Regions from separate parts of the Homo sapiens genome. Here all the other regions are linked to region 4. Evidence: chromatin loops called from intact Hi-C (ENCODE). Cell type or tissue: PC-9. All regions are shown on one strand. Region 1 overlaps SLC44A3-AS1 (SLC44A3 antisense RNA 1). Region 2 overlaps SLC44A3-AS1 (SLC44A3 antisense RNA 1). Region 3 overlaps SLC44A3-AS1 (SLC44A3 antisense RNA 1). Region 4 overlaps SLC44A3-AS1 (SLC44A3 antisense RNA 1).

What was found. Peaks named below come from ENCODE experiments on the same cell type or tissue, not always from the same donor. Only the 100,000 strongest peaks of a DNase experiment are listed, where the experiment ranks them.
Region 1: a loop joins it to region 4, with 4 times the contacts of the local background. A loop is called at or near these places in 12 of 110 quality-filtered maps.
Region 2: it touches region 4 in a loop (9-fold over the local background); 14 of 110 quality-filtered maps call a loop at or near these places.
Region 3: it touches region 4 in a loop (12-fold over the local background); 5 of 110 quality-filtered maps call a loop at or near these places.

The regions. Positions count from the first base shown.
Region 1 is chr1:94,709,191-94,717,190 of GRCh38, forward strand. The region is part of intron 2 of SLC44A3-AS1 (SLC44A3 antisense RNA 1); the gene reads right to left. Among named protein-coding and RNA genes, the nearest start is that of MIR378G, 33 kb to the right of the region's middle. RefSeq lists an enhancer at 2,402-3,359 and a silencer at 4,786-4,835. In PC-9, no CTCF peak of the experiment used is centred here; a DNase peak (open chromatin) is centred at 4,731; H3K4me3 peaks cover 289 bases; H3K27ac peaks cover 2,322 bases.
Region 2 is chr1:94,723,750-94,731,749 of GRCh38, forward strand. All of the region lies in intron 2 of SLC44A3-AS1 (SLC44A3 antisense RNA 1), which reads right to left. Among named protein-coding and RNA genes, the nearest start is that of MIR378G, 18 kb to the right of the region's middle. RefSeq lists enhancers at 1-5, 4,692-5,192. In PC-9, no CTCF peak of the experiment used is centred here; DNase peaks (open chromatin) are centred at 4,272 and 4,852; H3K4me3 peaks cover 638 bases; H3K27ac peaks cover 3,656 bases.
Region 3 is chr1:94,619,634-94,627,633 of GRCh38, forward strand. It overlaps SLC44A3-AS1 (SLC44A3 antisense RNA 1), which reads right to left. Exons shown (of 6, transcript NR_160780.1): 5 at 3,086-4,976. The region is part of intron 1 of LOC105378861 (a long non-coding RNA gene); the gene reads left to right. Among named protein-coding and RNA genes, the nearest start is that of MIR12133, 80 kb to the left of the region's middle. RefSeq lists an enhancer at 5,495-6,002. In PC-9, no CTCF peak of the experiment used is centred here; DNase peaks (open chromatin) are centred at 348, 1,968, 3,298, 4,158 and 1 weaker place; H3K4me3 peaks cover 2,049 bases; H3K27ac peaks cover 6,707 bases.
Region 4 is chr1:94,798,011-94,806,010 of GRCh38, forward strand. The region is part of intron 1 of SLC44A3-AS1 (SLC44A3 antisense RNA 1); the gene reads right to left. Among named protein-coding and RNA genes, the nearest start is that of SLC44A3-AS1, 18 kb to the right of the region's middle. RefSeq lists enhancers at 4,284-4,363, 4,444-4,503. In PC-9, CTCF peaks have their summits at 4,167 (motif pointing left) and 4,174 (motif pointing left); DNase peaks (open chromatin) are centred at 4,111 and 7,980; H3K4me3 peaks cover 486 bases; H3K27ac peaks cover 2,801 bases.

The sequences.
Region 1 (8,000 bases), 89 kb before region 4:
CCGAAACCAAATCCAGATGGTACCACTAGCTGACTTTGAGCCACTTTTCTCCTGCTGCCACCTCCCAGAACCACCCTCTACACATTCCTACATCCCTGGCTCACTCAGCTGCAGCCGCTGGCACAGGTCTCCTTGTTCTTTGGACATACCAGGCAGTGGCCAAGGCATTAGGGCCTTGGCATTGGCTGTTCCCTCTGCCTGGAAGGCTCTTCCCCCAGGTGAAGGCTTTTCCCACCTCCTTCATGCAAGTGGTGCTTTCTCAGTGAGGCCTGCCCTGAGCTCCCTAGTCAAGGTGGAATCCCCGGCTTCTTTGACCTTGTGTTGCCTTCTACCTGCTAAGTTCCCACATCAGTTATCATCTGCTAACACAATTCAAAATCTAGTTATTTACTGTTTTCTGTCCTCCTCCCACCACTAGAACTTAAGTTCCATGAAGGAAGGGAAATTCAAATCTGTTTTGTTTACTGACGCGTTCTGAGCACCTAGTACCTAGCAGTCACTCGGTTCATATTTGTCTGATAAATGCATGAAATTGCAGGTCCTAAGGCAAGGATACTGCCTGCTGCAGTTTGAGGACAGCTCTGGCCAATAAGCATCCAAATGAGAGAAAGAAAAATTGCTTCTCAGGGGCAACTGGCTTTGCAGGCTATCATGGGCCAAGGCCATGGACACCAGTGCATCCTCTCCCTGCCTGTCTGTCTCAGGATGCATCATTTGGCTCTGGGAATGTGCTGCCATCTAAGAACTTGCCAGAACTGCTGAGGCTGGGACAGGAGAGGGGCTGAAGCCTGCCCAGGCCGTGACTGTCTCACTGGTACTGGGGATCGTGGGACTTGTCATGTGTGGTGTCTAGTCCTGGAAAAGTGTAGCTAATTACTAACATAGCAAAGTGCTGAGTTAAAGAACAGAGATGTTTACTCAGAGCTGGTGCTAATTTCCTGCCTTTGCAGTGGCTGCTGGACTGGGAGGTGCACATCTGGCAGCACTTGCTGGCCTGACCCAAGGATGCAGAGCTAGAGCTCCAGAGGGTGATCATCTTGTGTCATTTGAGTCCCACAGGGACACGTCACTGATTGGCATTTTACCCTGGCGCCGAGAAGAGGGCGTGGAGGACACCAAGATGTCCATGGGATTGGCAACCCATAGTCAGCCAGCCAAGACCACCCCTGCAGACAATGCTGATGACATCATGACGATCCTAAGCTTTATATAGTAGTTCACAGTCACCAAAGCTCTTTGTCATACCCTATTTAATTTTATGGTCATCCAAACCTGTAAGAAAGACAGAGCAGGAATTGTCATCCCATTTTCCACAGGAAGAATGTGAGGTCTAAAGGTGAGGCTGTGTATCACAGAGCTAGCAAACGTCATGCTGGACTGGCTTCAGCACTAACAACTACACCCTGTCCTGTGTGCTCAGAGACATGGGCCCTTGACACCCCTGGGTTTAACACTTGCAGCTTCAACTATATCCTAGAAACCTCAAAGGCCCCTGAGTGTAGTGACTTATCCCTGCACTGTGGCTGAATTTGAATCCTCGTTCGATGAGGCCAGCTTGGGAGTCACATGGCTCACAGTGTACTTGGCTTGACATTTTTTAATCACCCTGTGGGCACCCTAACCCTCCTGTGACAATTTAAAAGCAAAACAAAAACAAAAAAAATTGTTTGCTTTTGAAAAATAGCCATCAGCTGCAAGTCAGCTAAAATCAAAGAGGCAATGGATGAGTGTGAATTTCATCATTAGGGGTGTAGTTGTCAATGAGACGTACTCGCGGCTGCCTTCTGATACACACTTGCCAAGTGTCAAATGTTTTGTTAGGTGCTTTACAAATGTTGAGTCTGGGTTGTCAAAGCCTGTGCTTTGAAATTCTACATCGTACTCTTCTCCTTGGAGATGCAACCTAGCAGCCTGTGTAGAGGCCTATATTTCTGAGCTCACATACCTTCAGACTCAGAAAGGTCTCAGAAAGTAACTTGTCTCTTTGTCTGTCTCTCTCTCTGTCTCTCCTTTACCATTGTCCTTCCTCTCTTCCCCCAGTAATTTTATAGCCTTCTTCTCCAATCTTCTCTTTCTTGGGCTGACCTGGAAACTCCAAATTTTTCTCTCTTCATCTTGCAGAATAATCCATTCATTCAACAAATAGTTTTCGGATGCCTATTTTATGCCAGGCCCTATGAGCCACTAGGGAAATGGCAGTGAACAAAACAGACGTGAATCCCTGCCTTCCTGAGGAGTCCATGCTAGTGGAGGACAAACAAACAAAAACAAGGTAAAGTCAGGCAGGATAAAGCAGTGAGGGAAATAAGACAAGAGGAAGGGGAATGGGGAGTGATGGGGCTCCCATTTGAGATGTGAGATCAGGGAAGGCCTTCCTGAAGAAAAGGTATTTGGGCAGAGGCCAGAGTCGAAGAGAGGAGAAAATCATGTCATCGTCAGAGGAGGAACATCCCTAGTGTGGGAATGAGCTAAGCCTAGAGTTGCAGAGTTAACAAACAGGAGGAGGAGGACGAGAAACAAGAGGAGATGAACAAGAAAAGGGATTGTTTAGTATATGTCGCATTCAACATTTGGAACACACTTGTCTTAGTCTAACCATGTGTGCTGCTGTAACACAAAACCACAGACTGGTTCCTCTATAAAGAACAGAAATTAGCTGGGATTGGTGTCCAGTGAGGGCCCAGTCTCTGCTTCCAAAATGGCACCTTGCTGCTGCGTCCTCTTCAGGGGAGGAACACTGTGTGTCACCGAACAGAAGAGCAGAAGGGCAAACCCACTCCCTCAAGCCCTTCTATAAGGCCCCAGTCCCATCCATGAGGGCTCCACCTTCATTACTTAATCACCTAAAGCAGGGTTCCCAAGCCCTGGACCACCAACCAATACAGGTTCATGTCCTGTTAGGAACCAGGCCACACAGCGGGAGGTGGGGGCAAGCGAGCAAGCGAAGCTTCATTTGTATTTATAGCCACTTCCCATCCCTCGCATTACGGCCTGAGCTCCACCCTCTGTCAGATCAGCAGCAGCATTAGATTCTCTATGGGACTAGGAACCCTACTGGAACTATGCATGCGAGGGATCTAGGTCGTGCTCTTCTTATGAGAATTTAACTAATGCCTATGATCTAGCATGGAACAGTTTCATCCCCAAACCATCCCCACCCCTCCAACCTGTTGAAAAATTGTCTTCCACAAAACTGGTCCCTGGTGCCAAAAAGCCTGGGGACCACTGACCTAAAGGACTCGCTCCTTAATGCTATTACATTAGAAATTAAGTTTCAACATGAATTGTGGAGGAGACACACATTCAAACCATAACAATACTTATACTAAAATAATTACATGTTGTTTATCTGAAATTCAAATTTAACTTGGAATCCCGTATTTTATCTGGCAACCCTAGATTTTGGCTTAAGGAGTGGAAAGGAGACCGATGTGGCCACAATGGAGGAAGCAAGGAGAAGATGGAGGGAGATGAGGTTGGGGAAATTTGGAGAGGAGAGGGTGGTTGACATTTCAAACACAGAGAAGCCATCTAGGTATGCTTCCAGCTCTTCCAGTGGAATTGTCTCCACCTGTCCAAGAGAGAAACCCATGCTGAGGGCTGTGAAAGAGGAAATAGGAAAGAACATAGCACAGGGAACTCAATCTAGACTGAGTCCTAAAGTGGTTCAAGTCTGCAGCATCCCTTCTTCGAACGAGGTAAGATTCTTTGGAAACCCTGGGGTATCAACTAGGTCTTGGCTCCTTCACCCAGCAGAGCAGCTGGGTCCTGAGCAGACAAACTGAGGGAGGTGGAGTGGGGGCATGACCTGGGAGCCCAGAGGTTAGATTATCTCAAGACAGGTAAGGTGGGGGGATAGAGTCAGCAAATTCTCAGGGATCCAGAATCCTTGGTGGCTGGCTGTGGGCATCCTGGGAGGGGACAGATCAGCCCAGGGAGTCAAGAATTTGCCATTGGCCAGGACAGTTTATTTGAGAATCTGAACTGGAAGCAAACCTTGGTGACAGATCTGAGCTGTAAGTATTAAGGTTGAAACAGAAAACACCCTTTGAGGTTAAGATGTATATAAACCATTGGGCCTCATGCTGGCCGACTTTGGGATCTGGGGAAAAGCAAGATAAACCTAGGTAGACATTTCAAGGAAATTCTGCTTTAGCCCCTGACGCCTACTTCATAGTAGATGTTTAGTCCCTGAGGATTAAATGAGATGATGTATGTAAATCACCACGCTTGGTACATTGGTAAGTATGACATTAAATGGTAAATGTCCCTTCTTCATTATACTGCTGTTCCCAAATCTGGGACCTGAAGGGAGCTTAAGACACCCCCTACCCCCTTGGCCTGCACACATATACACACACACACACACACAGACACACACACACATATATGAGAGAAACTGCATGGTTAGATCTGAGCACTACAACTGAATCTCTTCCCTTTCTTGTAGATAGTGAGCTGGTAAGATTAAAATGCCTGGCACATAGCAGCTGCCCAATAAATATTGCTATATAAGTAAAAAGGAAATAAGTGGCCTTATTCTCTCTGTTCTCCCAGAGTTCAATTTTTCACTTTCAACCCGACAAAAAAGGAAGTAGGGCTGCCCGAGTGGGGCTATGGAGAATCAGGAGCAAACTGCTCCCCGCCCTTCCCAGTTCAGGGGTGTTGCTTCATCGCCCGACTGACACGCAGGCCAGAGAAGCAGCTGACTCCCCGCAGAGCTGCTGCCTTATAAGGACATTGGCCAGGCCTGCCAGGTGTGTCATCCCAAAGCCCTGTGATGGCCCCAGTGAGTCAAGGCCAGGGTGGATTTAAAAAACTCAGAAAAGCCATATGGGCAGCAAGTGAGAGTTTTCTCACTTCCTTTCCTCCTCACATGTTTCCATATGTTTTAAATTATTATCCCATTTACCACTTACCTCTGCAATTGGGAAAACAGAGAATAGAGTTTTTGATTTAGAAAAGAGGTACTCATAAGCTATTACTCCAGTAGCAAAGGAAATTCTCTCTCTGATTTTCTGGTGGGTTGCTGGCGGGGAGTGAGCTGATGAAATGAAGAAAGTATAGCCTGCGGAGAAGTCCCCTTAAGAATGAATATGTGGTGGCCCCTCCAGGACAAGGCAGGATCCAGCAGCGTAGAGAGCTGCCTCCATCCCAGGGCAGTGCGGGGAGACCCAGTCTCCCTCTGCTGAGGGAGGACTTGATGCTCGCAAAGGCAAGCCAGCAATGGGCAGGGAGACTTGGAGAAAAGTGGTCCTTTTGAAAGATATGAAGGCCCAAGAAGGGGCAGTGGTACTGAACAGAAGTGGCATAGAATCATAGCCAAGAAATTGGGCTTTGAAATCTCACAGACCTGGATTTGAGCCCCAAATTTGCCAACTTTAGCTGGGTGAACTAGAGCAAGTTAGTTCTTTTTTTTTTTGAGACAGAGTCTTGCTCTGTTGCCCAGGCTGAAATGATCATAGCTCACTGCAGCCTCGACCTGAGTAGCTGGGACCATAGGCACACCCCACCATGCCCAGCTAATTCGTTTTTATTTTTTGTAGAGACGGGGTCTTTCTATGTTGCCCAGGCTGATCTTGAACTCCTGGGCTCAAGCGATCCTCTCACATTGGCTTTCCAAAGTGCTGAGATTACACCATGCCTGGCCTTCATCTTTGTAAATCTCCATGGCCTACTGTGTGAAGTATTTGTTCATTTAGGAAATACCTACAGAGCATTTCAATGCCTTGCTCACTTTAGCTCATCAGAGCAAACCAGTGAAGTAGATTCTATTATTATCTCCATTTTACAGGTGAGGAAAATAGGTGACTTGCCCAAGGCCACACAGCTAGTAACTAGGAGAACTGAAATTTGACCCCAGGCAGTCAGGCACCAGGGTCTGCAGTCCCAAGTTTAAACTATGCCAAGAGGCTATAATTGCACCTGCTTTGCCTGATGGAATTCTGGAGGACTAAGTGGACCAGGGCATGTAAAAAGCTCTTATCACAGTGCCTGAAACATGGTCAAACTCAGTGAATGCTACCTATTATCATTTGTCTGTTATTTGTGAGGATTGCCCAGAAGTGGATCCTGAGAGGAAGGGTCCTGTGCAAGTGACTTAGTAAAGACAAGCTCCCAAAGAAACGGGTCTGGTACGGGAATGGGGCAAGTCGGCAGGGGACTGAGAAGAAGCCAAGCAAGGGTGCAACTGCAGGCAAGGTCTCACAAGGGAGTGTGTGAGATTTCTGAGTTTGTCCCCATGGAGACAAGGGAGCTGGGCTTTGTGGCGTTAAACTGTTGGTCTCTGGCTAAGGGATGCCCTAAAAAGATGGAAACTTCCTGGCATGTCTGGGCTCTGCACCTGTGGGCAAAGCAGTGTAGTAACCAGATGGCAGTCTTCCAAAGAGAGTCACGGGTATGGGGCTGTTTGAAGCAAAAGCACCAAAAAGCACTGGCGGAGTTCACAGAAACAGCAAAAATAGATCCAAAGGCCTCTGAGGGAGCAGGAACTGAGCCCACCCAAGACCACCCCTTGCATCACTCAGACCAGCTCACATCTTCCATTCTGTGAACTTCATTCCGCCACTGCGCCTTCAAGAGGGTGGACACTCACAGTTTCTGGGGGAAAACTTAACAAGATAAGAGTTAGTGAGACAAGATACATCTCTTCTCACACAAGTTTATGTAAACCATTCACACAAGTTTCTACAAAAGAATATTAATTGTGCCAGACACAGTGGCTCATGCCTGTAATTCCAGCACTTTGGGAGGCCGAGGAAGGCCGATCACCTTAGGTCAGGAGTTCGAGACCAGCCTAGCCAACGTAGTGAAACTCTGTCGCTACTAAAAATACAAAAATTAGCTGGGCGTGGTGGCACGCCCCTGTAATCCCAGCTACTCAGGAGGCTGAGGTGGGAGAATCGCTTGAATCTGGGAGGTGGAGGTTGCAGTGAGCCAAGATCACACCACTGCACTTCAGCCTGGGTGGCAGAGTGAGACTCCATTTCAAAAAAAAAAGAATATAAAGAATATTAATTGCAACATTAATAATAGCTAAAATGCAAATAAGTCAAACTTATTTGATCTCTAGGGATCAAACTTAGATCTCTAGGGATTTGCTTTTTTCTTTTAACAATTGCATAATATTCTATGGTATGGCTGCATACCATGATTTATTCAACTAAGCCACTGATTTATTATTATTCATTTAACCAAGCCACTACTGATGAAAGTTTGACTTACTTGCATTTGAGCTATTATTAACAATGTTGCAATTAATATTCTTTTACATAAATTTGTGTGAGTGGTTAACATAAACCTTTGCAGTGGTCCCTTGGCTGTGGCTGATATTCATCATCTCCCTGCTCTGCCACTCTTTCTAGAATCCCTCCACTCCCAGCAAGTACTTCTGGCGGTGTAGGTGGCTTGCTTGATGAGGTGATGCAGACTTTTAGCCCTAAAGGGTTTATCTCCCACACTCTAAAAAACATGAATCCTAACAGGTATCCAGAGTTGTCGCCCCTTCCATCTTAACAGGTTCAGTCAACATAAAGTCACCAATATGGTGGACAAAGTACACTGTACTTTCAGTTTCCTAAGAAAGGAAAAAGATGAAATTCCATTAGCCATAGTCAAATGAGCACGCCATCAATACCAAGAAAAACTGTAAACTCGTATTAATTAACCTGTTGTGATTTGGTTAAAAAGAAACCATTAACCAACAGGAGCCAGAGAGGGTTCTCTAAGAACAAGTCAGGCCTAGGGCACATTGAGGATGAGCAAAAGAGAAATTGTAAATCAGTTTATTTTGGTCTTGGTAACAAGTGAAAAAGAATGGTTGAGAGAAATGTAGGTGGAAGAGATAAAAAGGAATGGATAAAGTGTCTATTATTTGTAGATTCCTTTTATACAAACAATTCTTTTCCACTGATAGTTGAAAACTGAGCGTAGTTTTTTCCTGTCTGCTGGGTGGAAATAGATTGTGAAATGTTGTCTTGTGGTTTCTAAAGAGTAAGTAG
Region 2 (8,000 bases), 74 kb before region 4:
CCCAGAATGCTGACCTCCATCTCTGCGCCATCTGAGACCCGCACAGGTGCAGCAGTCCTTGGATCTCTGCCTCCACAGAGCCCTAGCTCACTCCTCACTAAAAGGTGGTGAGGAGCCTTTGTCCACTGCTGCCCAGAATGAGGCTCTAGCTTCTTCACAAAGGGGTTCACAAGTAGTGAGGCCTGGGACTCCGGAGTCCAACCCTAATCCAGTCTGAGGCAGGCAGGACCCTGTGACATTATGTTCTTCTCACCGCATCTTGCACCTTACAGGGGGCCCCACAGTGTTGCAGGAGCAATGACTTGTGGCTTTGGGGAGGTCTTTGCTCTACTTCTGGACTCCGGCACTGGAGGCCTGATTCATATGCTGATGATGACACCAGAATTCCCCTTCCACTCCCTAACCAGGCTTGAAAGTCCAGCTTGCTTCCCAGCTCCCCGTCATGGCCTCATCCCTGCAGAGTCGGCACAGTCCACACTTCTCGCTGCCCATTCTGCTTGCTCTCCCTGGGCCAGCTACCCTTCTTTCAGTGCTGCTCATTCCAAATTGGCAGCTCACACCAGCCCCCTCTCCTGACTGCCAGATACCCTTCCTCTTCCTCCTCCTCGTGCTAATACTCAGTGTCTTAGTTTGTTTCGTGTTGCTGTAACAGAATACCACAGACTGGGTAATTTATTCATTTTATTTTATTTTATTTTACTTTTTTTGAGACAGAGTCTCACTCTCATCCAGGCTGGAGTGCAGTGGCATGATCTCATCTCACTGCAGCCTCCACCTCCTGGGTTCAAGGGATCCTCCTGCCTCAGCCTCCCGAGTAGTTGGGACTACAAGCATGCACCACCATACCTGGCTAAATTTATAAATTAAAAAGTTTATTTCTTATAGTTCTGGAGGCTCGGAAGTCTAAGGTCGAGGGGCCCTTGTCTGGTGAGGGCCTTTTTGCTGCATCCTCCCATGATGAAAGAGGAAAGGGCAAGAGCACACAAGACCGGACTCACTTTTATAACACTTCCTCTCTTGCAATAACAAATGCATGAGATTTGTTATTGATGATGTGATTAATCATTTATGAGGACCCATTAATCTATCCATTAACAACATTAATTCATTCATTAATCACCTCTCAAAGGCCCCACCTCCCAACACTGTTGCACTGGGAATTACGTTTTCAACACGTGAACTTCGTAAGCATTTACTGAGTGAATGTAAGCATTTACTGAGGGCTTACAATGTAGCAGACCCAGCATCAAAGTCTACAATATCTTATTTAATCCCGGTTAAGCACACCTCATGGCACTTGTTAGGGGTTCCACATGTACTGAATAAATGAGTCTTCACAATAATCTTTTGTGGAAGTTACTATTAATCTCTCCATCTCATAGATGAGAAAATGAAGACTCGGAGATGTTAAATAATCGGCCCACAGTCACAATGATGAGTGGCAGAGCTGGGATGTATGTCAATAGCAGGTCTGTTTCTAGGATCTATGTGCTTACCCACTGATATGCTGTCATTCATCTGTTCATTTAACAAATATTAATCCAGTACCTACTATTAGACACAGGAGTTGCAACGGAAAATAAAACAGACAAAATCTTTGATGTATAGAGCTAACATTCTAGTGAGAGAGACAAACATTAAACATGATAAGTAACATGTATGATGAATAGTGGTGAGAGCTAATAAAAAGATAAAGAAGGGAAGGAAAGAGTAAGGGGTGTCATTTTAGATGAATGAACAGGGAGGCTTCACAAAGAGGGGATCGTTGGGTAAAGCCCTGAAGGGGGTGAGGGAGTCAACTTAATCTAAGCAAAGGGCTTTGGAGCTAGGGTACCAGGTGCCAAGGCTCTGCGGTAGGAGAGTTCCTGACAAGTTCTAGGAATTGTGAGGAGACCAATGCCTTTGGAGCAGAGGCACTGAGTCTCCCTCAGTAATGGGAACTCAAAGAGTAGGAGGAGCCAGGTTGCATAGGGCCTTAGGTCTCTGTACAGAGTGGCATGAACCCTGAGTGTGATGTGATTCATCGGAAGATTACAAGGGGAGGCATGACGTGCTGATGTGGCTTTTGACAAGATTCCTCAGGCTGCCACACTGAGAGACATGGCAAATGCATCAGCATGGAGACCAGCAATCTGAACAACTGCTATGGCAATTCTTCAGATAAGAGATTATGGTGGCTGGAGCTTGGGTAGTAGCCATAGAAATGGTAGGAAGTGGTTTATTTGAAATACGTTTTCAAGATGGAACCCATAGGCTTCTAGCCTCCTGGGCTCGGCTGCCTGTTGGACACCTGCATGTTCCCCTCACACCTCAGACTCATCATATCAGAAACTGAACTCATTACCTTTCCCCTAGAAATATTCATCCCTCCTGTACTTTAATCCCTGTTATTACCACTCCCAGCTAGACAGTGGCCCAAGCCAGAAACCTGGGCACCATCCTCGATCCGTCTCTGTCCACCTTCCATTCTGCTTTCTCCTTCTTCATCCCCAACTCCACTGCCTTTAATTCAGTCCCACATCCCTCTGGCCTGGACTCTCAACAGTTTCCCTCCTCTGGCCTGGTTCAGCAAACTCCACAAGGAACCAGGATGATCTTTACTGGAAGCAGACCACATCCATTTAAAACTCTTCTGAGACTCTCTGCTGCCTGCTAAAGAAGTCCAAATTCTCTGGCCCAGAGATGTTCAAAAGAAATACAATGCAAGCCACATACATAATTTAAAATTTTCTAGTAGTCACATTAAAAAAGTAAAACAAAATAAGGTAATTGTAATAACATACATGATTAACCCAATATATCCAAAATATTATCTTAACATGTAATTGTCAAAAGACAAAATAACAACAAATTTAGTTTAATGATCTTAGTTGGATTTTATTTGTGATTCTAGAATGAGGCAACATCTTATTTTATAAAACAGAATAAGTGTTCCAATGGGCTGAGCAGATTTTATAGACAGAAAAGGGCTGAAGAAAGCAGAAACAGAATGAAAAATCAGAGTGGTTGTTTCAAAGCTGCTTTCCTTGTAAAGGTAAAAGCAGAGGGCACTTTCCTCATCATGCTGGCTAAAACTGACTCTTTTGGGGATTAGGCTATTATCTGTCTCTCTCTTGATTTCTCAGAAGGTCAGATAAACAATTTACTTTTGGCTTGATAGGGTGGAACTTCAGCACGCATAACTCCACTTTGGTTTGGTCTGCTGGGCCTAGTGCTCCTGCTCAGTCCAAACCAATGACATCTATAAATTTTATTAACATAAGGAATATTAAAAAGCATTAATGATATAGTTTGCATTCCTTTTTTCATAGTAAGTCTTCAATCTCTGGTGTCTACTTTACCCTCACAGCACATTGCACTTTGGACCAGTCACATTTCAGTCACTGAGGAGCAATGTGTGGCTACACACGGGACAGTGCAGCTCCAGCCAATCAACCACAGCCTTGCCCTTGGTATTCTCTAGCTCCTCTCCAGCCTCATCCCCACCCCCGCCCATGGTCCCTCACCTGCTTGTTTCCTGGGCTGCAGCAGATCTTATCCACACACCAGGTTGTTCATGATTCTCCGCCCTTGCACATCAATTTAGAGGTGTGCTGGAGCACAATCAAGTAAATCTCTTCCCAGCTCCCCATTCAGTGATGCCATATAGCCTGAAGTCAGCCAAGCTGGAAGCATCTATACTACAGAAACTGCAAGCACTCTAACACAGGGTGGAACGGGTGGGCCCATTGTGAAACATTTGCCAGCATATCACTGCATGTAATGACCACCACCCTGCCCTGCCACCACCATGCTCTTCTGCCACCCCTCGTTCACTGGATAAACTTGGCCATCAGTGATCTGTGTATGTTTGCCGCCCTACTAGACTTTAACTTCAGAAAGCAGAGCCTAGATTTTTTTTATCCAGTGCTTGGCATGTAGTAGAGTTCTTTCCTCCTCCTATTTTTCATTATTTTTCTGAACACTCTATTATAATTACCATTGTATATAAAAGACCATCAAGAAAATATGTTTAAAATATAATATGAATCCTGTTTCCTCTACTTACTGGTGTCATGGCCTCAGGCAAGGTACTTAACTGTAATGAATATTTGTTTCCGTATAGGAAAAGAGGTTTAAAAACATATTCACTGCAAAGCTGCTGCAATGATTAAACCATCTAAATTGTTTAGTCCAGTAATGATTACATATCACAATCACTCAAAAATGTTTAGGTGTTATTACTAAGTGTTTAAGTATCTATTGCTTGTATAAAGTAGTTTCTCAAAGCCTTTTTGTTAAAATAAATGTTGAATGAAATTTTAGAAATTCCTCGAGTCCGATTCGGAGAGTATGAGTCAGAATTCCAGCTGCAGACAGATGGCACGTACACTCAAAGGGGTGACTAAGGGTAGTTTATTAAAAGAGTATTTACAAAAGTCTAGGCAAGTTTAAGGGAACCCCAGGGTTGGCAACAGTCCATGACCACCAATCAGCCTGAATGTGCAAGGGAAAGGAACATTTACCTGAATGCAGTAAGAACTGCAGCTACAGGAAAGGTCTATCAACAGGAGCTGCAGCCCTCCTTAAATGAACCCAGCAAGCCATCAGTGGAGGAGGTGGATAGATATCCTGCCTCACTTTCCTCCAGCTCTCCAGAGGATCGCCTGCCAGTGCTTCCCAGTGGCACAACCCAGGGAGCCCATGGCAGACCCTGCAGGCCAGCCACTTGGACAGTGAGCCCGATGGAGAGGGCAGCAGATGGACTGGAGGCCCAAGCAGGGAATCACATACACAGAGAGTCTTCAAGTGGGACAAAACCTCCATCAGCCTACAGGTGTCCAGTTTTGCTTACATATCAAAGACAATAATCATTGATACTGGGCAGTGTTTCTTTGGTTTTAGCCTTGAAGGAAAGAATCAGATAACAAGCATTTATGTGGCTATCTGGTTACTTCTTCTTCTTGTTTTTTTTTTTTTTTGAGACGGAGTTTCACTCTTGTCACCCAGGCTAGAGTGCAATGGCGTGATCTTGGCTCACCGCAACCTCCACCTCCCGGGTTCAAGCGATTCTCCTGCCTCAGCCTCCTGAATAGCTGGAATTACTGGTGCCCACCACCACACCTGGCTAATTTTTGTATTTTTAATAGAGATGGGGTTTCACCATGTTGGTCAGGCTGGTCTCGAACTCCTGACCTCAGGTGATCCACCTGCCTCCACCTCCCAAAGTGCTGGGATTACAGGTGTAAGCCACTGTGCCCGGCCAACTATCTAGTTATTTTATCTGCAAGTGTATTCCCTCAAATATAAGAAAGCTGATTTTACTCTATGACCTTCCACTTTGTTGGCATCTCAGCATTCTTAGAAAAAGTTCTTTTCCATGTCTAACTTAAACAACAGAAATAAGCGCTACAACAGAAATATGTTGTATCTTAAACAGTTCTCCATAGAGCAGAAAAAGAATTGGTATATATAACCTTGATTAAATCACCACTATAGTATTTTTACCTTTACAATTGATCATCACAGTACTTTTCATTTTTGTCCTGTGATCCCCTTTCTAATCATCTATTCAGCTTCTAGCCATGGCCTGTCAGACATCCTACCCATGTCAGAAGAGTGGTTAAAATGCTGGTTTGATTATCTTTGCTTCTTGTGGAAGCCTGGAAAAAGATTTATAATTTTCTTGGAAAGGCCTGGAAGGAGGCTATAATCATTTCCTGGCTTTGTTCTGGAAGCTCTCCAGCTTCTCCACAAAGCCCTTATGCTAGACAGGATGGCCAGGAGATCAGTTTCACTTTCCTATCTATCCTAAGATAGCGGTCTTCTGAGTCTTTCCTTGTTTCTGCTGGCAATTTCTAAATGCAAGGGCTGATGCCCATTCCACAAGAAAGAGATAGGGAAGGAAGGGGGAAGGCAGCAAGTGTCTTGCCAACATTTTGATTCCTTCGGTAGAATGTAAGCTCCATGAGGGCAGGGGCCACATCTACCCACTCACCTCATGACCCCAGCGCTTAGCCTAGTGTCTGGCACATTGAAGGTGCTCAACCCTTTTGTAGAATGAATAAATGAATGAAGGCACACAATGTGCCGAACATTTTAAGATATTGGAGATCTTGTTTTTCAGATGGGAAAATGGAGAGCCCAATATTATTTAAAATGTCAGCAATGGGCAAGGCTTCAACCCCCAGTCTTCTGGCTTTTGCCATCCAGTACATCCCACTACTTCCCATCTAAAATGATGCCTTCCTTTGTCAAGTCACCTTGCTTTACCTTTGCTATTACCTCCCTCAAGTTCAACTTTTCAGTAGCAAGCCTGGACCCACAAGCCCTGCCACGATCAAGAGCCCCTCTCTCCACAGTTAACCCATCTATGTTGCTGTCTCTCATTGGCCTTGCCCCAGGGGTCTTCCCTCTTCTCATCTTAAGATCTGCAGCCTTTTGGGGGGTTTATGAGTGTATTGTAGAAGCTTTTTTTTTTTTTTTTTTTGAGACAGAGCTCTGCCTCCCGGGTTCATGCCATTCTCCTGCCTCAGCCTCCCGAGTAGCTGGGACTACAGGCGCCCACCACCACGCCCAGCTAATTTTTTGTATTTTTAGTAGAGACGGGGTTTCACCATGTTAGCCAGGATGGTCTTGATCTCCTGACCTCGTGATCCACCCACCTCGGCCTCCCAAAGTGCTGGGATTACAGGCATGAGCCACCACGCCCGGCCAACCCCCCGTCACCCAGGCTGAAGTGCAGTGGCATGATCTCAGCTCACTGCAATCTCCACCTCCCAGATTCAAGCGATTCTTGTGCCTCAGCCTCCTGAGTAGCTGGGATTTCAGGCATGTGCCACCACACCCAGCTACAGAGGTTTCTTTTTGAGTAAACTCTATGTGGGATATTAGAAACTGTGACTGCCTCAGAGCCACCACCTGCCTGTATTGATCTCCATAGCCCAGTGGCTTGCAGCTCCTGGTGTGCCAATGGTCTGGGTGGACGCCTGCACCACCTGAGGCTGCCCCAGGGTACCAGCATCAAGCTGCAAACTGGTTCCAAAATGAGTTTCCCTTTCCTCCAACCCACCACCATGAGTTCCTGGACACCCCTGGCCTAAAAGTCCCAGAAAATAGTGAGGACAGTGCCTTGTTTTGGTAGCCCTCCCCCACCCACTCCCAAGATCCAGTGTTTCTCTGTCCAGGCTGTCTGCCGCCTGTATCCAGAACTGACCAGTTATAGACCTCTACTACCTCTACTTGCCTTGGCTCCATTCTCTTTGGCAGAGACAGATGTGGAGCTACCAGAGCCCTGGGTGAAAGGCATACTTTTGCATTCGTGCAGGCCCTTCCCACCCATTTATAGGTGTAAATTTTACAAAGCCTAGATTCCTGTGTGTTGGCACTGGGACAGTGTTGTATTTAAGAAGCACAGGACAATATCCAAAATATAATTTAAAAGGAAATGCATTCTTTATTCATCCTCATGTAAGTCATAACAGAGAATAAACATAGATAGGAACTCTTTAACATTTACTAAATTCCCAATTTCTTTCTTTCTTTCTTTCTTTCTTTCTTTCTTTCTTTCTTTCTTTCTTTCTTTCTTTCTTTCTTTCTTTCCCTTCCTTCCTTCCTTCCTTCCTTCCTTCCTTCCTTCTTTCTTTCTTTCTTTCTTTCTTTCTTTCTTTCTTTCTTTCTTTCTTTCTTTCTTTCTTTCTTTCTTTCTTTCTTTCTTTCTCTCTTTCTTTCTTTCTTTTCTTTCAACAGGATCTCACTCTGTCACCCAGGCTAGAGTGCAGTAGTATGATTATAGTTCACTGCAGCCTCGACCTCCTGGCTCAAGCAATCCTCCTGCCTCAGCCTCCCATGTACTTGGGACCACAAGTGTGCACGACCATACTCAGCTAATTATTTTGTTGTAGAGACAGGGATCTCACTTTGTTGCCCAGGCTGGTCTTGAACTCCTGGGCTCAAGCAATCCTCCTGCCTCATCGTCCCAAAGTGCTGGCATTACATGCATGAGCCACCGTGCCCAGCCT
Region 3 (8,000 bases), 180 kb before region 4:
GCGGTCAGTCTGGCCATTGGGCTGGGGTGGAGTGACATAGATCACATGCCTGTCAGTCATGCCCCACCCGGCACCACTATGCAACAGCCCCAGATGCACATGCAGGACAGGCAGGGGACCAGCCTGTGGAGAACATTTTGTCTGCCTAGAGTTAAGCCTTGTCAGTGATTGACAATGTGGACCAAGGGAGAAGGTCTATTTTCTGAAAGTTTCATTCTGCATGCTCCCTTAAAAACCCATTGTAATGTTCATCCAAGCAAGCTACACGTTTGTGGCAGATTTCTCTTGATTATATTTGGCTTATTTTGCTTATTTCAGATTTTATCTGTTATACCTGTCTAAACATTCCAGAATAAACCACAGGTATGCAAATCTTGGTTAACTATTTAAAAATAGGGATACTTGCAGTTGAAAATACTTTTATTTTACAAAGTGAGTTTTTTTTTAACAATCTGTACCAAGTTTCACAGATTCACTGTTTTTTTCTTTCCTGGAGGAAATTACCCTACACAATAAAACTATATTCCCCTCGTGTTGCCCCTTTCTTCAAAGTAGGTCAGCAAACCCTCGAGCATATGTTATGTGGAAGGAAGGCTCTGTGGCAGATAACAGCTATGGACACTCATCTCTGTCCTCAAGGGGTTTACACTTCATTTGCAGAAAAACAACAACAGCTGGCAGGTATTGAATACCTCTTGTGTGCCAGGCACTATTCCAGGCACTTTGCATAGGCTATCACATTGACTCCTCCTAACATGCTTAGTGAGGTGGTACTAGTGGGTGAGAAACTGAGAGGCTCAGGGAGGTTTTGTGTTTTGCCCAAGATCACAACTACTGTGAGTGGTAGAGCTGGTCTGTGTACCTGGCAGTCTGACTCCATGCACACCTACCTATTAAGTGCTACAGCCAGCAGGTGCCACCACTTAACAGTTGCTGCTGTATATGGATTGGTTCCCCAACAAGGGTGCAGATGCCTGGTAGATTCACAACATCTTACCTCTTTTGAATGCCCAACAGCCCCAGGAGCGCTGTGCTCCCAGTTCAGGTTGACTAAATGTTCTTTGACTGATTGCACAGGAGAGGGGAGATACGTTGTCTTGCGGTGCCCTGAGAATTGAGATGGACCTTATAAGGAATAAACTCTCTCAACAGTGAGGATGAAATCAAGCCCAGGAACATTTCCTAGGACAGGCCTTGGCAAGCCTTAGCGAGGACCTAATCATCCAATGCTGCCAAGAAGCAATAGTTTAGACGTCGTTATGTCCCACGTTCTCAAACAAGTTTACCTGTTGCACTGGAGAGTCGACTTTCAGTTCAGGGATCAGGAGCCTCCACATGTGGGTCCTTGCTTAGGAACCCTGCGGCAGCATTGAGGGGAGAGAAGCTCGGAGCCCCTCCTGCCCTCAAGTGCTCAAAGTGGAGCTCTGAGCTGTAATAAGGCCTTGGTCCTGGCACCAGACAAAATGTATGTGTGTATGTATATTTATGTGTCTATCTAGCCTTTATTCATTTATATATTTAAATTTTACATTTTGATGATGAAGCCATAGGCCTCACTCTACTTGTCTAGGAGCTGTGTTCTGAGTTCCACCTGCAGCTAACCCCGTGTAGATATTATGCCGCTCAGGGCTGAGGCTGGGGAAAGGCAGGAATCAAAATAGAGGGGCCAAGTCCAGTGGAGGCTGGATCCATCCTGGAATATGTCATCTGTGACATTTAAAGCCACCAAAGGCATTTTCCAGCAACCTTTAACATCCTGGGCAGAGGGGTCTGGAAAAAAGTTGTGTTCCCTCCTTTAACCTCCCTTTCCACCTGGTGCTTCCTTTTCCAAGAATAAAAGGGCGCTACCTGTGTGAGTTGGCCAGGCCACTCTGCAGCCAAAGAATCTGGGGGCTGGCTCAGTGCCAGGCAGCACCACACCCAGGTCTGCTATCCTGCACATTTATCTGCAGAGGCCCTGCACGCTGCTGGGGAGGAGAGGTGGGCTTTCTTGGCTGACTCATGCCGAGGAAGTGAAAAGCCCAGACACATTTGGTTCATCAATTCCTCCCAGGTCTCAGCCTGTGCTTACTAACCCAGGCAGTGTGTACTGACACTGAGAAACTGGGTGTCTCTGGGAGTCAGTGATCTCAGATCTGTGGGTGACATATAGGACTTGATGATTTGATCTTCATTTCAAGTACCAACTGCTTTTTTATCTTCTTTTACTTTGTTCTTCTTTAACTCATTAGGGAATTTTTCAGTAGGATTAAGTAAAATAGATTCCTCAAATTTGTTTCCAAGTTCAGATCCAACCAGGATTTTTCAACATCCTCTTGGTTCCCTGCCACATACAATAAATACTATGGTCAAATATTATTACATCATGACAGCAATGTCTAAGGTGAGGCTTGTAGAAACAGCATTGAAAGGAGTCCTGGATATCCTGGTCCTGATTCTGGAGATGGGGAGGCATTCATTCCAGGATTGGACCTTCTACCCTTAAGGCAGGCCCAGCTCCAGGCTTCTCCTGCCTGAATACTACACACAGTTCCTAAGCCAGGAGCCCTATGTTGGCTCAAGAACCTGGAACTTAAAGCAGACTCCTCCAGTGCTAGAGACAAATGGGAGGTAGCAATGCCCGAACAATTGACCCTTGACAGCTTTGGATGGACAGAGAAGGTCTTCAACAAAGTCATTCTTTCTCATCTCAGTGGTCTTTGAAGAACTCCTTCCAGCTGAGCTACTGTGGAGTTAACTCAGCATGGCTGAGCATTTATCGGAACCTACTAAGTGCTGTGAGGTACCAGGCCCTGCAAAAGTAAGGATAAATGTGCCCAGTTCCTGTCCTGCGTGGACTCAAAGGGCGAGCAGGCCTTGGGTTGATGATTTAGCCCAGGACAATGATCAGAACACACTGTGGGCCTAAATGATTCACCAGAGTCTGCTTTTCTCAGGGATGTAGTCTTGACGGAATCCTAAAGAAGTTCCTTTATCTCTAGCATTTTCTCTTGTTTTCTGTCATTTCCTACCTACTGTGGGGTTTAAAGGGGCTGATGAGGGAGGGAAGCAAATACACAGTGTGTTGAATGAGCAGGTTGGTTACCTTGTGGACAACTGTGCTTGTCCTCCTGGGACCTGGGAAGGATGGTGTAGAACTTTCCTGGCACCATCCCACTTGCAGGCGAGGAATCCGGGGGACGTGTCTACCAGTTCCATCCGCCACTGGCAGAGAGCATTCACTCCCCAGAAAGCCTGGCCTGACCTGCCTGTGGCCCCAGCACATTCCTGAGGACAAAGAAATCCAGAGAAATTGCTGAGGCAGAGAGTCACAGAAGGCGCAGGCCTGCGGAAGGGTGAGGCCAGTGGACCTGGGCAAGGCATTGGCAGACGGTGTCATGCTCCCAGGCCTGGTGGAGCTGCCTGCAGCACAGAGACCAGCCCTCCTGAGGATGAGGGGAAACAGCAGGCAGCGTGGGAATGGCAGCATTAATACCCCACCCAGGGCAGAGGAACGTGGACCCAGCGATGTCAGCCTCTCCTCCCCACACCAGCGGGAGAAAGTGGGAGCACAGGCAGAGGTGTTGTTTCAGGCAGCTCTCCTAACAGAACTTTCCTTATGAAAATATGTAAGCACTCAGGGAAATAGGTTTGAATTAACTTTACATACACACAGTGAGGTTTCCTCAGTCCATACATGGCCTCAGCACAGGCTCAGAGCATCACCTGTACAATTCCTGCACTGACCGACACAGGTTTAGCTGGTAGCAGGGACAGGTGCTGGGTGGGAAGCTCTCAGTTCCTGCTTTTCACCCCCATCTAAGTGTTCTCTGAGACCAGGGATTGATCCTGGCTCACCTGGAGTGTGCTCCACAGTCTGAGGATTTGGGAGGGTTTCTGTGTTCATGCCTACCTGGCAGGCAGAGGTTTCTGTGACCTAAAAGCTGTCTGTGGGAGCCTGTCTGGCTCTTGTGAGCCTGCTTCCTGGGAGCAGCCCCAGCCTCCCTGTGTGTCTCATGCCCCCTGGACTCAACAGGGGCTTGGAAGATCCTGAGGCTGCATCAGGGTCCTTGGCCAAAATTCACACTGGAAGTTACTCTGCCTGACTCCTAGGTGCCAAGGAGTCTATTAATACTTATGAGCTGTTCATTAGCATTGGGAGAAATCAGCCCAAACTCTGGCGGGAAGGGAGGGTGTGTGTTTGTCTAAATAGTTTGGCGCTTGGTCAGCCGCCCTCCTGTTTGTGAAATCTGTGAGGCCCCTCACCACAGCCTGGGGCTGGAAGCAGGCCTCCAGTCGAGCTGGCAGCAACCCCAGCCCCCTAGGTTCTGGCCACAGCGAAGAGAACATTCAGGTTCGAGCCCCCTTCATCCTCAGGCCGGGAGGAGATTGAAGTCTCTGACATGTCTTTTCAACTCCTTCCATTTAATTGTTAATTAGGAGAGAGCAGAGGGAAGAAGGAAAGGTAAATGTTTCCCTTCTTGACAAAGCAATCACTCTGCGGCTGGGCCACAGTTCCCTGACCAGTGAGGAGCCCAGGTGAGTCCTCATCGGCTCAGAAATGGTGAGCAGTTCTTTCCAGCCCTGACCTCCCGAGCCCAGGAAGCCTTCTTGCTTTTCCTCTTTAGGTGAACATAGCCCTTTTGGGTTGAGAAAAGAGCAGGAGATGGCCAGGCACAAAAAGTTATTCTCTAAAGATCTTGCCTAGGAAGAGAGAAATCAAAGCTAAACCCAGGCTCTGTATCAGATCAGGGACCAACTCTCATCTCAGCTGTCGACGCTGCTGTGGTTCCAGGCCTCTTGGATGAACTGGTTGGGCTGCCTGAGCAGTTTATTTCTAAAGGGTATAGGAGCCTCTGGGATAGAACTCATTACAGGGGGAGAGCGAGGCATAGTGGGCCTCGCCAACAGTGAAGCGTCAGGTGTCGGAGGCAAGCTGCGATTCTGACTTCAGTGTGGTTGCATCTGTTCTCCATCTGGTCCCTTGGAGACCTCATCTGGGTCACAGGAGAGAAAGGGTGGCCAGTAAAATATATATACACACATATATATATATGATAAAATATTCTTTAAAAATCTCAGCTTCATCCTGTCACCCACCAACTGTGTGACTGTGGGCAGGTTACCTCTCCTCTCTACGCCTCAGCCTCCTCATCATTAAATGGTGATGCCCGCAGTGCCTGAGAGGGCTGCTCTGAAGTCATTGGAGTTCGTGTTTGTAAACTGCTTAGAATGCTGTAAATGCTAAGTGTTATATAAACAAAACGCAAAGCACCTGTAAGACAGGGCACAAGAAGCTCTAGTTTGGGACTGTCTGACAGTGCCCAAGGAGGAGAGCGAAGCAGGCCTCACGCCTCTCCGCAGACCCCGAGAGGCTCCAGCACATCAGAGAGCAGCACCAGCTCAGCTCCTGCAGCACCCAGGGGTTCCTCTGCTGGCAGGGAATGCTTTGGGGATGCAGAGACAGCTGGGGCTGGAGTGTGCATTGGAGAAAGGCCTGTGTGGGTGGGTAAGAGGCAGCTGCAGGTGGGCCGCTACTGTGAATGTAGCCTCGTCCACACCTGCTGGCTCTGAGGCCCAAGGGGCTGGGTCACAGATAGAAGCCCCTGCACAGCTCCATTCAGAGTCAAAGTCCGTTTCCCTGTAGCCCCTAGGTAGCTCAGAGAAAGGTGAGGGTGGTCTCCTGGGAGGGGCCTGAAGCGCAGCAGTTCTCCCCATCTCACCTGTTATTCTGTTAAGTTTAGTAGCTGAGTCCACTTAGGCTACTATAACAAAGTGCCACAAGCTGGGTGGTTTGTCAACAACAGAAATTTATTCCTCACAGTTCTGGAGGCTGAGAAATCCAAGATCGAGGCACTGGCAGATTTGGTGTCTGCTGAGGGCCCACTTTCTGGTTCATAAATGGCACCTCGCTGTGTCCTCACAGAGTGGGAGGGGCACGTGAGCTCCCGGGCCCGTTTCCTAAGGGCCCTCATGACCTAATTACCTCCCCAGAGGCCCCACCTCCTAACACCATCACCTTGGTGGTTAGAATTTCACCATAAGAATTTGGGACGGACACAAATATTCAGACCATAGCATTTAATAAAACTCCTCCGTTCTTTTGTGTTTCACTTCTATGGGGCTGGGCTTCTTCCATGTTCATAAATACAAATCCCAATCCTTATGGACTGTGCTCACAGGAAACCTTATTTTGAATCCTTTGGCTCACTTGTGAGGGTAGCTGTTACAACTGACAAGTGGAGTCCATGAAAAGTCAACACCAAAAGGTGGGCTCTTTGAAAAGCAGCTGGAAAAGAAAGTGGAAGAGGAATGGGAGGCCAGGCTGCATTTGAAAGGAAGGGTGTTAATTAGGAACCCCTCATTTTAAAGAGGGGCTAGACCCCTTGCTCAAGGCTTAATAAGAGGCTTCAGAACTCGTCCTGCTGGCTCCCCCCAGCCTTCACCCCAGCTCCCCTCTGTAATATAAGCAGAGAGCTAGGGAAAGAAGGAGAAAGAGGGCAAGTGTTAGTCAATGTGGTGTTCACAAGGGGAGGTGACTTCCTCCCCAAAGCTAGGTGGAGACTTGGATGTGCTCTGAGACTGGGGGTGCCCTCGGAGTAGAGCAGAACATGGTGACCCTGGGAAAGCTCTTGAAGAACCTGGCTTGTGTGCTGGGAGTTTGGAGGCACCCATGAACGTTGAGGCCAAAACCTGGAGATTTCTGAAGGCAGAAGGCCTGTGGAAGTGGCCTGGGTGGAGGAACGAGGTTACTGTCCATCAGTTGCTTGGCAGTAAGCTAATTGGCCAAGTGAGGCAATGCCCTGCCCAGAGAGGAAGTTAAAGGCACAAGCCACAATGCTGGTCAAAGGGAGATATGGCTGCCCTGAAGGGGGACTCAGAACAGGGGTATGGCTGGATACAGCTTCCAAAAAACCTTGCCCATCATTTATGATAAGATCAGTGTACCATCAAAATTTCCAGGATCATATAGACCCTGACCGAGCCAGGGTGACACTAGAAACATCCCACACAGACAGGTGGCTGGCCATGTTAGATGGTCCCTGTCCCCCTCCAACCTAAAGGCACTTAACCCATGAAAGGGAAAGTGAAGAATAAGAGGACTGACCACACACTCGACCTCCCTCAAATCCCTTGCTGAGGGCTGACTTTCCCAAGGAGAGGTAAGAAATGAGATTTAAATTGGATCCGAGGTTGGCATTTTGAACCAGACTGGGCTGGACAATGAATAAATGTGATTGTTAGATTATGGAATATACTTAAGACAGTCATTACAGGATGGGCAAAGTGGTGACTGGAGAAAGAAAAAACCTTATCATACTTGTTTCCCACCTACTTGAGACTCCTCAAGCCATTTTTGCAGCCATTAATTCTAGAAACGTTAATAATATATCTTCCTTTTGAAACACAAAATTTGGAGAAACTTAAAAATGGAGCAAGAGTGGTTGCCTTGTTTGGAGCAAAGATCTGAAAACTCTGAAACATTCTTCAAGCTTGGGGAGCTGCTTCCGAAGATTTGTTGATGCATGGTTTATTCGTTTTCTAACGCTGCTGTAACAAATTACCACACAGTGGCTGAAAACAACACAACTCTATCATCTTATAGCTCTATAGGTTAGAAGTCCAACATAGGACTCACTAAGCTAAAATCAAGATCTTAGGCCTTTCTGGAGGCCATAGAGGTGAATCTGTTTCCTTGCCATTTTCAGGTTCTAGAAGTAGCCAACATTCCCACATTCCTTGGTCCGTGGCCATTCTTCCATCTTCAAAATCAGCAATGGAAGGTTGAGACCTTCTCCCTGCACCACTCTGACTTCTCTTCTGCCTTCCTCTTCCACTTTTAAGGACACTTGTGATTACATTGGGCCCACCCAGATAATCCAGGATAATCTTTAGATCAAGTCGGTTGGCAACCTCAATTTCACCTGCAAGTGTAATTCCCCTTTTCCATGCAACCTAACATATTTGCAGGTTCTGGAGATTAGGACATGGACAACTTCGGAGAGCCATTATTCTCCTAC
Region 4 (8,000 bases):
GAGGAGAAAAGAGAGAAAATTTATTGCGCCTAGTCAGGAAAATATGAAAATTTATTTCAGTTATACTTGTGTGTGTGTGTGTGTGTGTGTGTGTGTGTGTAAGTGGGTCACTATACAAAATGTATGTCTTCCAGTGAGTCAAAAGATTTGAAAAACACTCTAGAATGTTGAGAAAAGCACACTCCCCTGGGCTGCTAGTGGCAATGTAATTGGCACAATTTTTCCCAAGGGCCCTTTGGCAGCAGCCTTGAAAAGCTTCACTTTGATCTGGGTGTTTACTCTTCTGAGAAATTATTCTTTTGAAATAACCTCTCAAATGCACATTTGCATGTAAAGATGTACACGTCACTGCTGTTTTTCACAGTGAAAACTTCAAAATATCCAACCGTATGAATTACAGTTAAATACATTATCCATGAAGCAAAATACAACGCAGACATTAAGAATAATGAAATGGATTGATATCTATTGATTTGGAATGATGTTCAGATACATCAAAAGAAAAAGCAGGTTACAGTACAAAACATTAGGCACAGCATAATCTCATTTTGGGAAATGTGTACTGTATTTATAATAAATCTAAGCCATAGAAAAGAGAAGTTAGGAGTACAGGCAAAGCATGACCTTCCGGGTTCCCACATCCTAGCTCTGCAACTTCCCGGCTCTGCAACTTCCCAGTTACACCATCTTGGTCAAAAAACTGAACTTCACAAGATAATCCTTGTACCTACCTCAGAAGATTGTTGTGAGAATGAGCTGAGTTTATACAGGTAAAATTCTCCAAGCAGTGTCAAGCATTTGGTAAGCACAAAAGAAATATTAGTTCTATCTATACCAGAGAGAGAATGAGAGATTTCACATCAGAAAATCTTAACAGTGGCCATTCTCTGGGTGCTGGGATTACGAGCAAATTTCATTTCCTTCTTTATACATTTTGTATATTTAAATTTTATAATCAGAAAAAGACAAGACAGCATAAAAATTAAAAGTATATAATTTTCTCTTAGGGTTCTAAAGTGTCTTTATTTTGATAACTTTAGGTTAAAAAAACAATACTTAGAATGAGAGTAACAACATGTTCTCCTTGGATTGTGCTTACTTCTTTCAAGAAATTCGGTTTGAGGGTCTTTTGCCCAATCAGGCAATGAACTCTGCTCTGAAATTTCATTTCCCTGATTGTGGAATTCTTTCTGTGACTTCAGAGGCTGGTACAAAGATTTTGCTTTCCAATCTCCTTCCGTAAAAGGTTTTCTGCTTTCTCTCACTCTATCAGTCTAGAGTCTACTAGCAGAAATCTGTATTAAATTGTCCCATTATACAGGCCTGAAAGCGACTCTCTGTCTCAGTATCATACCTTAGACGATTCCATTTCTCATGAAATGATGATGACATCATGTCCAAAGAACACTTCAAACTGAGTTGTCCTTTGTGTTTATCCATGAGTTAAAAACAGGGACCTTAAATGGCCTTGTGTGTGGGTGGGGAGACTCATTATTAAAGAAAATGGGGAATTACAGAAATGCACGGAAAAAAAGGATTTAGAAATCATCTATTGTTTCTCAAAGTCCATTATTAACACACTAGCATATTTCCTTTCAGTCTTTTTCTTTGTAATCTTAGATTGCTTTAGACAATTTATAGACACAATTAATCACTTTTTTTACTTGATATTATATGAAAAGTGTGTACCATGCTATCATATAATTTTCAAAAATATTTTAATAACTGTGTAAAGTGTTCTTGAGTGAATAATTTAATTATTTCTTTTTTAAGGAACATTCTGATTGTTTTAGCTATTATAAACAGAACTATAAATAAATTTTGTACAAATTTTGTATGAAAACTTTAATCTTTTTACATATGTAAAATTGTTTTTTTTTAACATGTGTAGAATCCAAAAAATGGAATTACTGTATCAAAGGTCATGAGCTTTTTAAGTCTTAGGATAGTAGTTACAATATTACAACTGACCTGTTATCAAACTACTCTCTATTACAACTGACCCTGTTATCTAATTACTCTCTTCCATTGGAATTGGCATCATAAACTGGTATAATGCTTTAAGAAAGCACTGGTAATATGGATTAATTTATGTGCAGCCAGGTTCCAAAAAGGATTTGAAGCAGTTTACAAAAGCAAACACAGTTAAATAATTTGATTAAGTAGAAAAATCCAGGTAAAAGGGAAAAGTAAGAAAAGAAACAACTAGCATTTATTGAATACTTATTGCATATTAGCACTGTGTTAAATTCATCGTATATAATTTCATTTAATTCCTGCAGCACAGAGGTAAATATTATTATCCCCATTTTCTAGATAAGAAAATGGAGGCCTAGGCCAGGTGTGGTGGCTCATGCCTGTGATCCCAGCACTTTGGGAGGCCAAGGTGGGCAGATCACATGAGGTCAGGAGTTCAAGACCAGCCTGGCCAACATGTTGAAACCCCATCTCTACTAAAAATACAAAAATTAGCTGGGCATGGTGGTGGGTGCCTGTAGTCCCAGTTACTTGGGAACCTGAGGCAGGAGAATCACTTGAACCCAGGAGGCTGAGGTTGCAGTGAGCCAAGATCACACCTTTGCTCTCCAGCCTGGGTGACACAGCGAGACTCTGTCTCAAAAAAAAAAAAAAAAAAAAAAGAGAAAATGGAGGCCTAGAAAGTTAATAACTTGCTCAAATTCACAAAACCAGTAAGAGACAAAACAGTCAAAGTCTGGAATTTGAGCTCTCATCCATTATGCTGCACTTCATGTGGGGATGTACTAAAGTACATTTATTAGGGCTAAGCCACTTTCCAGTGGTCTATGCAGCGACAGAGGAAAATTTAAAGATTTGTGGTATTCATATGTTAAACACAAACCAATTTCTTCTCAGTGTGAGCATACTATTTCATTGCACTCTCTCCAACATTTGGATCATTTTATTTTTAACGTGCATACAGTACTTAAGACATTAGTCAGCGAATGCTATATCACTGTTGTTTTCATTTTAATATCAGGAGTTTACATCTTTCATATGATAATTTATTCCTGTGTCTGCATGTCTTCCTTTGTAAACTGGCCAACATTTTTGCTCATTTTTCTGTTGTTTTCCCCTAAAATTTTTATGATCCTACCTTAGAATAAAGATACAAGGTTTTTAGAAACTATTTGCAGTAGATATGACAATCCCTAGTTTTGAATTCCTATCATTTTACATTAATTTATGTCTGTAGTCAAGTATTTTCCAATATGATTTTCTATTACTTGAAAACTTAGTCCTTCATCCTCTAGAAACTTGGCAAATAGTAAAATTTACATCTGTGAAGTCTTTCTATGATACAATGCCTGTTTAATTCTCATTCATCCAGAATATATTTCAAGCCATGATGTAAATTGAGAACCTATACACTTTCTTTTTATTATTACTGCTTATTTATTATTTTATTCATTTATTTTATGTGTAGCTTTGTTCCAACAAGAATTTTATTTATTCATTATTATTTATGTAGTCCTTCTGTCTATAACATGTAGTTAATTCTTGCACAGTGTATGTAATATGCAGTATCTTTAGGCCACTGAGTGTACTCCACAGAAGTCATCCTTCTGTCACTGTAACCCTATCACGTGCACTGATAACACAAGTACTCCCAAAATGACCCAGTCTCCTTTTGAATTTGATAAATTGCCTGAATATACACTTAGGTAAATTTTAACAATACTTTGCCAAGCCTTCTACCCCACGAAATAATCCTAGTGGATTTAGTTTGAAATAGCATTAAATGTACAAATTAACTTTGAAACAAGTCCTATCTTCACAATGTTTTCCTTTCTTGACATGATGGGCCTTCTGTTTATTCCAGCCTTCTTTCGCATTGCTCATTGAAATTTGTGCCTTTATTTCTATCTGTTACATTTGTTTCCCATTCTGCCCCCACTTTAGTTTCACTTTGTATCTTCCCATTTCCTTAGAGAATGAACAGCCACACATAATGCAATAGGACTTTTATTTAGGGTAGATGAGAAATCCTAGATCAGTTTTCATTTTACTAAACAATTAGTTAACAGAAGCATTGCCTAAGAGGCCTGTGCTCTAACTAGAACGGCAGAGTTCTCCAAGTCATTTGTTTCATCTGGTTAATAACCACTTGAAAGCCCTGTGCTCTCTTTCAAGTTACTTGGCTCCATCTTCTGGTTTGAATTATGAGTACTTGGAGTAAGGGCAGTTAAAAGTTGCCAGAGCAGGGCTGAGACTGGGGTGAGGTGAGTTGCGCATCTAGGGTCCAGATTTAAGGAAGCGTCTGCTCTCAGGCCCCCTGGTGCCTCGTCCACCACACCTGGTCCCAGCCTGCCCCAGGGAACCGGCTGCTGTGAGCCAGCTACCATCTGGCAAGCAGTTGGGAGAGGGAGCCACCGTTTCCCCCATAGCTCTGCCCTGGGCCTGCACAGTGGGAGTTGCTGTCACCGTCCACAAGGAGCACTTGGCCCAGCCTGGCTAATGGGCCCCACTCTTGTTTCTCCAGGTCACTTTTGTGTTTTGTAGATGCAAGAGCCATCTACAGCTGGAACCGACTGACAGCCCAACACCATCTAAATGCTCTTACAAGATCCGTAAAGCCAAATCATTTCCATTTGAGAAGCACTTTGTCTGAACTGTGTTATTGGTCCATGGGTCATGACCTCCCTCTAGCCTGTGCCACCCTAACTGCCCTTAACTGTCCAGAACAACAACCACCCCTGCCCCTGAAGCCTTCCCTGAAAGGCTTCAAGCACAAGAGCTCGTTTTTTAAAAATCCAAGAAGAGCTGAATATGAGCAGATGAAAGCAGCTATAATAAAATGATTATAAAACCTGTATGGGAGGGGGGTTTAGATAGATGTGACACTTGATTCCACAGTCTTTCCATGCTGTTCAAATGCAGAGAGTAAAATATTTTTGGTTTTGTGCTATTTACACTTAGTAGTGTTCCAATATCTTTAATTTGTGAGTATTAAAAACATTCTTTAGTTTTATTATTTTGAAATGAATACTCAGTAAATCTTCCAAAGATGTAGAGGAGGGTTGGGTAAGAGAAACTTATATAAACGTCTTAGTTAACAAAGTGAGGGATATTCTCCTTAGTTAGAAATGGCTCTAAAAACCGAAAAACTAAGATTATAAAATTTAGAATGAGAGATAAAAGGAAAAAGAAAAGCAAAGCAAGGTTGAGGAGCAAATAAGAGGGAAGAGAACATCAGAGAGCAGAAATGTGGCAGGAGCAGGAAGAGGCCCACACACAGTAAGACCCCGGGACAGATTCGAGGCAGCAGACAGGGCTGGGGCATTCAGTGTGGGGCAAATGGGCCTCCCCACCACCACCCCACACAAATTGCTCACAATAATCCTCAAAATTAGCACTTAGTACAATCATTTTTGTTACTAATAATGACTGTATGCCTTTGAGAAAGTTGAGGCACACAGTTCCCCCACTTAAAGCAGCAATATTGATCTATTTCATTATAATGTTATTTGTCTCTTAAATCACTTGTTATAAAAGCAAATAGATATATCAACCCATAAAAGACACAATGGTTTACATTCTTCATGCTCTGAGTGCTGCTGTAAGCCCTGTGACAACAGCTGTGCTTTTTGGCAGTGAACATGAACTCACATCTGTCAGTGCTGTCAGCCATGGAGCCCTCTCCTGTCCCATCCTGAGCTGATATCCAGCACTGTCTGTGGTTTACCCCACCATGGCCTTGTTGCTTGTAATTTAATTTGTGTCCTAGAAAACAACTATGCCTGGATCAGCCCTCTACACATACAAGGTTTCTGTGAAGGGAGCGCCCAGGGTCATCCAGTCAAATTGGATTAGGGCCTAACCTAACAACTCTGTTTTAACTTAGCTACGTCTTTACAGGCCCCGTTTCCTTTTCTGCTTTCCCTCTCTCAGAACAAAGACAGCACTGTTGTGAGACAGAGTAGGGATGGGACTTGACCTCCCTCCCCCATGCCCCACCAAGGACTTTTACTGCAAGCTGATCGGTCTGTGGGGATCCCGATCAGACCATCCAGACCTTGCATCATAAATCTGAGGTATTAGGGGTTAGGGCTTCAACATATGAATTTGGGGGGACACAATTCAGCCCATAACAAATGTGAACTTTTAAAAAGTTAACCTCAGTTATCGAGAACTCTTGCTCACCAATCTAGAATCTCATTTTCTGACAGCCTCACACAATGGAGTTGGCACTTCTCTGGCATCGTTGTCATGCCAGACCCGTTCATGACTGTGGCAGAAGCTCCTGCAAGTGCAACAACTTGTGAAAGATGCACAACATGGGGTGGGTGGGGAGCAGGAAGGACAAAAAGAGCCAGAGCTGCCTGATTGTTTTGTTTTCCCACTATCCAATAAGCAAATTAATATTATTATATCTGCAGCACTAGTCTATAGGAATTCATATTCTAGGTCAGAGTTATTGCTTTTTTGTGTTCCTATAAATGATATATACAACTTGTTTTAAGACAGATTCTGTGCCCTGCCTTTAGAGATCTTAATCTAGTCTGGGTGGGCCCAGGATCTGCCTGTTTCAGCAACGCCCCAGGAGATTCTGTCTTGGGAGCCACGCTGCTAGTGGTGATAAAGCAGTGCCGTCTGGGCTGTGCACCAAACAAGGCCCCAAGACCCACAGCTCCCAAGTCAATCAGCTGATGGACTTTGAGTCAAATCAGCTGATTCCTTGAGTTGTACAAGCACATTCTCCTAATTTGCTACAAATTAAACAGGTCTGTTTCCTATTTCATTGTTAACCTAGGCTTTTAAAATTTATATAACATTAGCTATGGGTTATTGAACCTATAATAACCAAACCAGTGGAGGCTCACGCCTATAATCCCAGCACTTTGGGAGGCTGAGGCAGGCGGATCACTTGAGGCCAGGAGTTCGAGACCAGCCTGGCCAAAATGGTGAAACCCTATGTCTACTAAAAAATTAGCTAAGCATGGTGGCACGTGCCTGTAATCCCAGCTACTTGGGAGGCTGAGGCAGGAGAATCGCTTGAACTCAGGAGGCAGTGGTTGCCATGAGCCAAGATTGCGCCACTGCACTTCAGCCTGGGTGACACAGCGAGACTCTGTCCCAAAAACTAATGACAATAACCAAATCAATAAGTTGCTTTGGGGCCAAGTTATAGTATAGGCAAACAATAACAATTTTGCAAATTAGCCATTGTTATCACCGTTTTAAAGATGGGGAAACAGAGGCTTACAGAGAATAAGTAATTTTCCCAAGATCACACAGTTGGCAACTGTCTGAACCTAGTTTCGAACCCTGAGTCAGCTCAATTCCAAAGGTCCAGTGATTTCCAGACAACTAAATAATGCACCATTTAAAATTCTTCAGTAAGAACTTGCAGTCAGTGCTTTTAGTCTATACAGGATATCAGTTTGTTCCAGGCAGTGCTAAGATGTGTAACAATATTGAATGTCTTTCATTTTAAGACAATTGTAAGATTTAATGAGGACATCAGTGTAATAATAGCTTTGGGGAAGCATAAAACACCACAATAAATATATATGTCAAATATAAGATGCCTCACTATTTGGAAATGTTAAACATTTTGTGAAAAATAAAACATAAAGATGGTCGGCTGGGTGCAGTGGCTCACACCTGTAATCCCAGAGCTTTGGGAGGCCAAGGCAGGAGGACTGCTTGAGCCCAAGAGTTCAAGAACAGCCTGGGCAACATAGCAAGACCACCTCTCTACAAAAAAATATAATTAAAAAATTAGCTGACCATGGTGGTGCACACCTGTAGTCCTAGATACTCAGGCGGTTGAGGCAGGAGGATTGCTTGAGCCAGGAGTTCAAAGGTACAGTGAGCTATGATCACACCACTGCACTCTAGCCTAGGTAACAGAGCAAGTCCCTGTCTCAAAAAAAAATAATTAATTAAAATAAAGATGAGGGAAAATACCCTAGAATCAATGAAGAAAACCACACAGTTTGTCTTGACAACACAGCCACTGGCCTGCAGTGCCATCT